4 separate regions of the Homo sapiens genome follow, and all the other regions are linked to region 1. The links are chromatin loops, found by intact Hi-C in ENCODE. Cell type or tissue: mammary epithelial cell. All regions are shown on one strand.

Evidence for each region. Peaks named below come from ENCODE experiments on the same cell type or tissue, not always from the same donor. Only the 100,000 strongest peaks of a DNase experiment are listed, where the experiment ranks them.
Region 2: a loop joins it to region 1, with 14 times the contacts of the local background. A loop is called at or near these places in 3 of 110 quality-filtered maps.
Region 3: it touches region 1 in a loop (14-fold over the local background); 34 of 110 quality-filtered maps call a loop at or near these places.
Region 4: a loop joins it to region 1, with 12 times the contacts of the local background. A loop is called at or near these places in 6 of 110 quality-filtered maps.

The regions. Positions count from the first base shown.
Region 1 is chr11:59,918,053-59,920,552 of GRCh38, forward strand. No RefSeq gene overlaps it. Among named protein-coding and RNA genes, the nearest start is that of OOSP1, 19 kb to the right of the region's middle. In mammary epithelial cell, a CTCF peak has its summit at 1,138 (motif pointing left); DNase peaks (open chromatin) are centred at 69, 639 and 1,139; H3K27ac peaks cover 895 bases.
Region 2 is chr11:60,250,443-60,252,942 of GRCh38, forward strand. No RefSeq gene overlaps it. Among named protein-coding and RNA genes, the nearest start is that of MS4A4E, 8.6 kb to the left of the region's middle. In mammary epithelial cell, a CTCF peak has its summit at 1,239 (motif pointing left); no DNase peak of the experiment used is centred here.
Region 3 is chr11:59,822,206-59,824,705 of GRCh38, forward strand. No RefSeq gene overlaps it. Among named protein-coding and RNA genes, the nearest start is that of MRPL16, 13 kb to the left of the region's middle. In mammary epithelial cell, a CTCF peak has its summit at 956 (motif pointing right); a DNase peak (open chromatin) is centred at 966.
Region 4 is chr11:60,129,700-60,132,199 of GRCh38, forward strand. No RefSeq gene overlaps it. Among named protein-coding and RNA genes, the nearest start is that of LINC02705, 33 kb to the right of the region's middle. In mammary epithelial cell, a CTCF peak has its summit at 1,008 (motif pointing left); a DNase peak (open chromatin) is centred at 982.

The DNA.
Region 1 (2,500 bases):
GCGTGAGACTTATTCACTATCACAAGAACAGCACAGGAAAGACCTGCCCCCATGATTCACTTACCTCTCACCAGGTTCCTCCCACAACATGTGGGAATTACAGTACAAGATAAGATTTGGGTGGGGACACAGCCAACCCATGTCACACCTTTTCCTCTATGATCAGTTCCTTTGACAACTAAAGAACTCTGCTTAAATGAGGCCTTCCCTGACTCAAAAAATTACTTAAAATCCTATCCTCTGTCCTACATTAAACTTTTTACCTGCCTTATTCTTTCACAGTATTTATCACCATCTAATGTGATATATAATTTGCTTATTTTTTATTTTCTGTATTCTTTCCTTATAATGTCACCTACATGAGGTTTCCAGTGCATAGAAGAGAACTGGCACATGATATATTTCATTTACTCTGACATGGACAGTTTTTTACACAGTAAAAAAATCAGAATTCTAGAAAGTTTATAATCAGCTATATATAATGATTGGTCAGTGGACAGGAATGCTGTAGCTGTCATCATTTGCACATGGAGAACTTGGTCTGAAACTTTCTGTTGGCGCCTCTTGGTAAGGTCAGAGAGTGCTGGCATAAAAATTTGAGAAATAAGTACCACCAATTGGCATACAATCTGGAGAGAAGAATGAAGCATTCTTTTAAGAGATATTGCATCACCAATGGTGGTGATGGCTCAAAGAGAGATATATTTGTGGGGAAACAGGAACATTGATGACTGCGATCCAAGAAGTGATTTAGAAGAGTGAGACTCACTGTAAAAATATTTTAGGGTTACTTCAACCAATTAATTTTGTTTATACTTGCTTTTTGTTACACTTGCTTTTGTATACAGCACAAGAGTGATATGATTAAAGATGTCCATAAGAGCTCTTTCAATTTTTATAAAATTCAAAGACTAAGTAGTAAAATGTGCCTGATTCATTGGTAGTTTCTTTAATCCTAAAGATATAAAGTTTCCTTAATCTTCGTATGAAAAATAGTGGTATAGTTAAAGCTTAGATTCAATGAAAAATGGGAGGAGATGCTCAAATATTTGTTAGATGAGTGAATAAAAATTCACCCCAGACTTTTTTTTTCCTTCCAAAGGGCCCTGTGGCTTCCTTCCTCTAAACCCATTAAACAGTGCCATCTGCAGGGAAGGCAGCTCATGACATCATGTTTAAATATTAGAAGAACAATAACAAGGTAAAAAAATTGGCAATGCCACCATTCAGCTCTCTGTGAGTATCTCTTAAAACTAGAAGTTTATTCTGACCCATCCATGAGTCAGATCTAAGATAAGCAGTTATTATCTTTAGGCAAGACTGAGTCGGCACATCAGATAGATAAAGGAAAGAGAGAGAAAGAGTTAAAATGTTTGTGCAGCCTATATTTTTCTGGCTAACAGCCACTAGGAAAAGCTGGATTGAGAAAGACCTACATTAACTTTCTTGTGTTCTAGTAACTAAACTTTTAGGCAAAGCCTAAGACTGTCCTGTTTAAACGAACTGTTTCTATCTAATAAGAAATTATAATGATATGGTATGATGGCAAAGCTATTTTAGAGGCCTGGACTCTCCATTAACCACAGCAGTTTAGCAGAGAACAAGGTCTCTGCCACAATCCATTATCCTAAATTAGCACGTGGGTGTTGGAGATGGGGGATGGCATGACAGCTCCATATGAGTATTAGGGGTTAATAAATGGAAAAGGCTGCTGCTGCTAAATCCAGCCCTATAATTACATTTTGGTCTCTGGGTCAGTTCCAGGTCACTAGCATCTCAACTAGCCTAAAACCCATATAATGCTTATTTGTAATTTTAATTTTTAGTTCCGTATTAATGGCATTTTATATGCCCCCAGTCATAATGGAACAAGAGTGAATTTGGGCATCAGAGATGCTGATTTTACTACTGATGGAATCTCAGGCCTACGTGCTGTCTGAATGCTCATGCAGTGGTTGTAGATACTGTACTTTACCTTTTAGATGGTGAGGGTGTTGAAAAGGTATTTTTTTTTCATTTCCATGTAGGTGCTTTTGTGACCATAAAATCAGTTTTACAATTAAAGTGATGCCTACATTCCTGCAGTGCATCTCTTTTCAAGAGCTTTGTTTAATAATCTCTACATGCAATAAAGGAATTGCATCTCTCTCTTTTGTGCCTCTCATGGACTTTCTTCCTTCCCCCGGTGCCCTCTGCTGCATTCTTCCTTCTTTGACTGCCAGTCCTGGTTTCTGACAATGTAACCTTGGCTGGAACTTAGGTGATGATTTTGCTTTCCTTGTTTGGTTGAGTAAACTTGTAACCCCAGGAACATGTGGAAAAAAATAGGTATAAAGTGTGCATGTTGTGTTTATAGGGATGTGGTGAAACATTTTCCAGTCACTATGCTGCTTTATGGGTGCTGTGACTTAAGATGCTTAAGGGGATTTGAGCTACTAAATATCTAAGTTTCAGTTTGTATTTATGAGTGTGATTTAAGTCATTGGGAGAGTTTATTCTA
Region 2 (2,500 bases), 330 kb after region 1:
TAGTTCTCCTTGAAGAGGTCCTTTACATCCCTTGTAAGTTATATTCCTAGGTATTTTATTCTCTTTGTAGCAATCATGAATGGGAGTTCAATCGTGATTTGGCTCTCTGTCTGTTATTGGTCTGTAGGAATTCTTGTGATTTTTGCGCATCGATTTTGTATCCTGAGACTTTGCTGAATTTGCTTATCAGCTTAAGGAGATTTTGGGCTGAGACAATGGGGTTTTCTAAATATACAATCATGTCATCTACAAACAGAGATAATTTGACTTCCTCTCTTCCCATTTGAATACCCTTTATTTCTTTCTCTTGCCTAACTGTGGTGAGAGAGGGCTTCCTTGTCTTGTGCTGGTTTTCAAAGGGAATGTTTCCAGCTTTTGCTCATTCAGTATGATATTGGCTGTGGGTTTGTCATAAATAGCTCTTATTATTTTGAGATACATTTCATTAATACCTAGTTTATTGAGAGTTTTTAGCATGAAGGGCTGTTGAATTTTGTTGAAGGCCTTTTCTGCATCTATTGAGATATTCCTGTGGTTTTTGTCATTGGTTCTGTTTACGTGATGAATTACATTTATTGAATTGCGTATGTCGAACTAGCCTTACATCCCAGGGATGAAGCCGCCTTGATCGTGGTAGATAAGCTTTTTGATTCACTACTGGATTCAGTTTGCCAGTATTTTATTGAGGATATTTGCATCGATGTTCATCAGGAATATTGGCCTGAAATTTTCTTTGTGTGTGTGTGTGTCTCTGCCAGATTTTGGTATCAGGATGATGCTGGCCTCATAAAATGAGTTAGAGAGGAGTCCTTCTTTTTCTTTTGCTTGGAATAGTTTCAGAAAGAATGGTATCAGCTCCTCTTTGTACCTCTAGTAGAATTTGGCTGTGAATCCGTCTGGTCCTGGGCTTTTTTTTACAACAATAACAAACTGCCATCTGCTTTTTATCACCTACTTGTAAGAAATTCTACACAATATTGATAACAGAATACTCCTCTCATAAAAAAAAAAAGTTGATTTCAATTCTATCTGAATAATTACCTGCTTCAGAGGCTGCCCTTGGCATGACTCTGTGTCATCTGTTCTCTTCGGGCCTCAGAGGAAACTGAACAGAAAGCTACTCCTGCCTATGTCCTGTTGTGTATCTAGAGGGACAATTTAGCCTCCAGCTTTACACTGCCTCCAGAGCTCAATTACATAGAAAAACCCAACCGTCCTCAGGACACTTTGCTGCCATCTGCTGGGAAATTGTGAAAAGTACACAAAAAGTGGTTGGAGCCTCAGATTTGCCTAGCGTTCCCCCTAAACACTCACATGGGACGGTACTTTGTGTGTGCATGTTATTGTATAAATGCATGTGCCCTCAACTATCAGAAAGCATATGGACCATTTAGCATTATCTAAGCTATAAAGAGTTGAGATGCAAAATTTCCTTCCATATTACTTTTTTCTGTTGTCTAGCAAGAGTGGTACCCGAAAATCACTGGAGTGGTCTTGAGGATTTTAGGTGTCTCTGTGTGCAAGTGCTGGAGGGAGGAAATAAAGAGGGTGCCAGTATATGGAAGTGTAGAGAAGCTGTATCATTTAAGAAAGTGAGACAGGAAGAGATGTAAGAGGAAGAAAAGGAAGCTCAGAAGTCCTGATGAAATTACATTACACTGTGTCGGGCTTTGTTCTAAGTGCTGGATGTATATATTTTCTCATCCTGTGATCATGGAGTATTATTATGTTTAACTATCTCCATTCTGCAAACAGAGAAGGAGATACCAAAAAGTTATAAAAGTTGCTCAATATAATGTTTGTGTGTTTGAAGAAGTAAATAGGTTTCTGGAGGGAAAGTGCTCATACATCTGTCTGGTCTGCTGGATTAGATGCCAGTGACCTCTCTGAGCCTATGCTGACCCTGAGTTTCAGATCCGTAAGGGCAGTGGCAATCTGTTGTGAAAGGGACTCATGTTAGTGCCGAGGTCAGTGGCCCTAAGCTCCAAGACCAGGCTTGCCCATGCCAGCAGCCTCTCTACTGTGGCTCTTGGGGCTGCAGCAAAAACAAATGCAGATGGGCAATAGTTATTTTCAGTGAGTGAACCTGGGGGCTTCCTTTGCTTCTGCCCTTATAAATAAAAATAAATTTTCCAAGCCAGCTGCAACTCTGCCATCAGCAGTTGCCCTGAAGACTGCAGTAGAATGTCACCAACATGTCATTGCAGGAAACTGAAACTTAGGTCTTTGTTTCCAAAGTTTGGGAAATACTCATAGTGTCTGAACATGGGGTGAGAAGGGAAAGGAAAACTGGGTTGTTTATAACTGTTGGGAAACAAAAATGTGCTGTGTTTTTATGAGGTTTCTCTTCAGTTGCTTTTCATTTGTTTGAGAGGAAATCTACTGCTTGGTTAATATAAAGTATCTATTAGGCAGAAAGTTGCCCATACCACTGTTCTGGAGGGTGTAGTTCCTCTGTACTTTATGACTTGTGCATGACATTTTGTCCTGAAAAGAGTAC
Region 3 (2,500 bases), 96 kb before region 1:
TGGCGTGATCTCTGCTCACTGCAGCCTCCGCCTCCCAGATTCAAGTGATTCTCCTGCCTCAGCCTCCAGAGTGGCTGGGATTATAGGCGCATGCCACTATGCCTGACTAATTTTTGTAGTTTTAGTAGAGATGGGGTTTCACCATATTGGCCAGACTGGTCTTGAACTTCTGACCTCAAATAGTTCATCTGCCTCAACCTCCCAAAGTGCTAGGATTACAGGCGTGAGCCACCGGGCCTGGCCTTAATATGTGACTTTATAATGTACTAAATTCTCACAGCTTTCGGGAGTTCCTTTTGACATTTTCTTCCATTCACATGCTCTGAGACTGGTGCTACATTGTTTTAGTCATTGCCACTTTATTACACATTTTTATATCTGTTCAGTCAAGTTCTTTGTTTTTGCACTCTGCAAAAAAACATACTGGCTATGTTTAACATGTTTGTTCTTCAAGATAAAATTAAGTTCCACACTCTCTGTTTTCATTTTCTTGGCTAGAATTCTCATTCCTCTCTTTTTTTTTTTTCATTTTAATCTGAGAACCATTTGCACTTCTGACAAAGTTGAGGCTTTTGCTATTTCAAAGAATTGCAGGATCTCAGTTTGAGGCGACTGGAGGTGTCAGATATTTAGTTCCAGTTCCTCAACAGTGTACTTCAATCACATACTTGTTATATAGGTTATTCACACATCTAATTAAAGACAAGTGCAATTGTATACAATCCCTAAATGGAGGGAAAGTATTTGCTAGCAATCTTCCTTTCTTTCTTTTCTGCATCTTCACAAAATAGTTATGCTCAATCGACCCTTCCCCACTTTACCCTCCTAAGTAGCTGTCACTATAGATCTGTGCTACAAGGCCCGGCTAATGTTTAAATTTTTCATAGAGACGGTGTTTCATTATGTCGCCCCAGCTGGTCTACGAACTCCTGGGCTCATACGAGACTTTACCGTGTATGTCCAGTAGAGGTCACAAAGTGCTTATTATAGACACTGAAACCTCAACCAAATGCGTGCTTGGGCATTTGCATTATGCAATAATGAGCACACATAAATGATTATAATTAGGGGGAATTGTTACACTTTAATTCATTCTTCTCTATTACACTCAATACATTAGGATAGAGAGCTTATTATAAGCAGTATACATATCTCAGAGAATACAATTCTTAAGACTTTTCCAAAAATAAAGAGAATTTTAGAGATGATTCTATGCCAAATCTCTGAGTATAGATAAAGAAACTGATCTTTGAGTTAATTAGAGACTCGTCTGGGTCACTCACCTTGTTTATGAGCAAATACAGGAGTGACAACTCAAAATCTTTTGATCCCAAGATCAGATTTCTTCACACTGTATCTGTAGACTATGTTTTCCAATAGTAACTTAATCTTTTCTGAACTAAAATAATTAATTAATTCAATATAAATATTTATGCCAGATGCTGTGCTAGGTGATGAAGATATATTGTTAAGCAAAAATGATCCTTGCTTGTGAGACTATGAGAAAAATGTGAGTAGAGGCAGTAAAATAATGACCAGAAAAACCTCAGAGGTAATGTTAGGTTTCTTCCTGATTAGGTACTTTCTATGCATATTCAGTACTGATTTTGTTTGGTATGTTCAGTAATTTTGTGTCTTTCTATTTTTAAAATTTAATTTATTTTTTGAAGTTAAAATTTGCATTCTAACTTCAAAATATAAATTGTATTCTCTGAGATATGTATACTGCTTATAATAAACTCTCTATCCTAATGTACTGAGTGTAATAGAGAAGAATGAATTAAAGTGTAACAACTCCCTCTAATTATAATCATATGAAATAATACGAAGAAAAACAGTTATCATATTACAAATTTCTTCTCATTAATTGCTATGAGAGTTTACTACTACCCAACATAAAACTGAGTGCATAATAAATACAAATGCACCTTTCTATGAAACTCCTCTTATAAAAATTGAAGTAAACATTAAATTTCCAAGTGAAAGGAAACACTACAGTGTTTAATAAATGTATTTGCTTCATCTTCCAAATCTATGAGCATCCATCCTTTTTTTTTTTGAGACAGAGTCTCGCTCTGTCGCCCAGGCTGGAGTGCAGTGGCGCGATCTCGGCTCACTGCAAGCTCCGCCTCCCAGGTTCACGCTGTTCTCCTGCCTCAGCCTCCCAAGTAGCTGGGACTACAGGCGACCGCCACCACGCCTGGCTAATTTTTTGTATTTCTTAGTAGAGACGGGGTTTCACCGTGTTAGCCAGGATGGTCTCCATCTCCTGACCTCGTGATTCGCCCGCCTCGGCCTTCCAAAGTGCTGGGATTACAGGCGTGAGCCACCGCACCCGGCCGCAACCATCCTTTTAAAAAAAAAAAAAAAAAATTTTAGATTCAGGGGGTACACGTGCAGGTTTGTTACATAGGTATATTGTGTGATGCTGTGGTTTGGGCTTCTAATGAGCCTGTCACTCAAGTAGCGAACATAGTACCTGATAAATAGTTTTTCAACC
Region 4 (2,500 bases), 210 kb after region 1:
AAAGGAGGGGGATAGCATTAGAAAATATACCTAATGTAAATGACCAGTTAGTGGGTGCAGCACACCAACTTGGCGCATGTATACATATGTAACAAACCTGCACGTTGTGCACATGTACCCTAGAACTTAAAGTATAGTAAAAAAAAAAAACAAAAACATATTATTAATTAAAAAAAAAAAAAAGAAAGAGAAGAGCTCTCTGAGCAGAGAGGGGTCCCAGAGAAAATGGGTTGCCACTTCAGCAGTGAAATGCAGAAGGTTTTATAGATAAGCTTGAGGAGGTGTCTGATTTACACAGGGGATGAAAGATTGACTGGACCAGGTGTGCCATTTGCATAGCATGTGAAGAAGCTGGTTGCCCCACCCTAATCTTTTAGGTTGCAGATAAGTTCTCTACTTGGCCAGCGTCATGTTGCCTGGTCCTTACTGTACACACGGTGACAAAGAAAAGGGAAGATGGAGCCTCCATGTTGAACATACCTGGCTTCCAGGTAGCCCTTTTCTATTGGCACAGCTGCTGGTATTCACCCGTGCAGGCTTCCAGCTTGCTTATCTATGTCTGCAGCTTGATTTTTCAGGCTGCTCTTTGTTAGAAAAGAAATGATTTGGGGCTGCTTTTTGTTAAAAAGGAAGCCTTGCCATGGACTTCTTTACATCTGCCTAAATAATTTCTTTCTAGCTCCTGTATCAATAGTATATAAGTTTCTGAACCATGTTGAGCAGTGAGTAATCCCCCTGTGGTTATAAATTTGTATGTTTTGTTTTTTTTTTTCCAATTAACCAGCCTTTTGTGAGTTGATTTTTCAGTGAATGTTTGGCAAATGGCTCCTACATTATCTCTGAAAATAGTACAAATAAGGAGGACTCAGTGGACCTAAATTTAAGATCTCTGTCAATGTGTGTGGCCTCTTCCATATATCAGTTAGTCCATGCACTCATTGCATGCCTAGCCTTGGGCTAGATGCTCTAGGCCTAGATAAAGCAAAGAGGAATGCATTACTGCTGCCCTCTGGTGTCAATCAGTCTCAATAGGATGTAGGGATAGATACAAAAAGCAGAGGATGAGGTATGTTAGAGACTGACTCTCACTGTAAGGACTGTATTGGAGAAAAGAAAGGAAATATCCTTGTGTGCTCATTTAGAACTTCCTGGAGAAGTTAGACCTGAGTGCATGTTCATAATTTTACTTGACCCTATTTGACTAAGAATTTGCATTCTCGTTCCATTTTTAACCTCTAGAGTTTATATTAGATAGCACATTTCTTAGGAAAGAAGAGAAGAGATAGTTTTGGGGGATGGGAGAAGAATGGATTGCTGACAACAGAAATTTTAACATAAAGTTTTGGGAAAGATATATGGGGCAAGAGGTTGCCCAGTGATCCTCAATTTCCAACAGGCATGAAACTGTTTAACATTGACGCTGCTATTCTATCTTTAACTGCTGGAGAGATTGAGACAGTCTTTGTTTTTACTATTGTAATATCATTAAAAATATAAAATTATAATATGGAAATTCAAAAGTCTAACATGCAATATACCAGCATTGTCATGTTACCACTTCCCTCAAACATGTTCACGCTGTTTGACTCTAGTAGTCCTGGGATATAGGTTGACCAAAAATAAATGTAAGCCATGGAGAATTTATATCATGTTCCAAGTGTCTCAGCAGCTAATCAAGAAGAGAAACCATTTTTGGGTCTCAACCCAAGAAGTGCTGTTTTCTCTTTCTAAACAATTCTTTACCCATATACTCTTTTTTTTTTTTTTTTGAGACGGAGTCTTGCTCAGTTGCCCAGGCTGGAGTGCCCTGGCACGATCTTGGCTCACTGCAACCTCCGCCTCCCGGGTTCATGCCATTCTCCTGCCTCAGCCTCCCGAGTAGCTGGGACTACAGGTGCCTGCCACCATGCCAGGCTAATTTTTTTTTTTGTATTTTTAGTAGAGACGGAGTTTCACCGTGCTAGCCAGGATGGTCTTGATCTCCTGACATCGTGATCCACCCGCCTCAGCCTCCCAAAGTGCTGGGATTACAAGCATGAGCCACCACATCCAGCCATCCATATACTCTTATGGAGGAGATACATACTTTCCAAATCTTCACTCTCTCATAAAACATACTTGTTCACAGGTCATGAACGGTACAATGCTGATTCTCATGATACTGGAGTTCTGAGTTGCTGGACTTACTTCAACCTGTTGTAGTATCAGGGATACCTGGTGTTCTTTGTGGGCCTCGGGAGACAAAACAACTTTACTTTGAATTGCAGTGCTTTAGAAAACAAGGTACTACTGCAGATATAACTTTTGAGGAGGAAGAGGGCTGATGACTGATTGGTAATGAAGATGTTAAAATAAGTATTAATTCAAAATCCAAGCTGTTGAAACTCTAAATTGTTTTGAGCCTTAAAGGAATGTGATTATGGAGTCTGAGTCATGTGACAGACAGCTGTAACCTAGGCAGCTATAAACTTTGTTACTCTGATTATAGATTAGCCTCGTT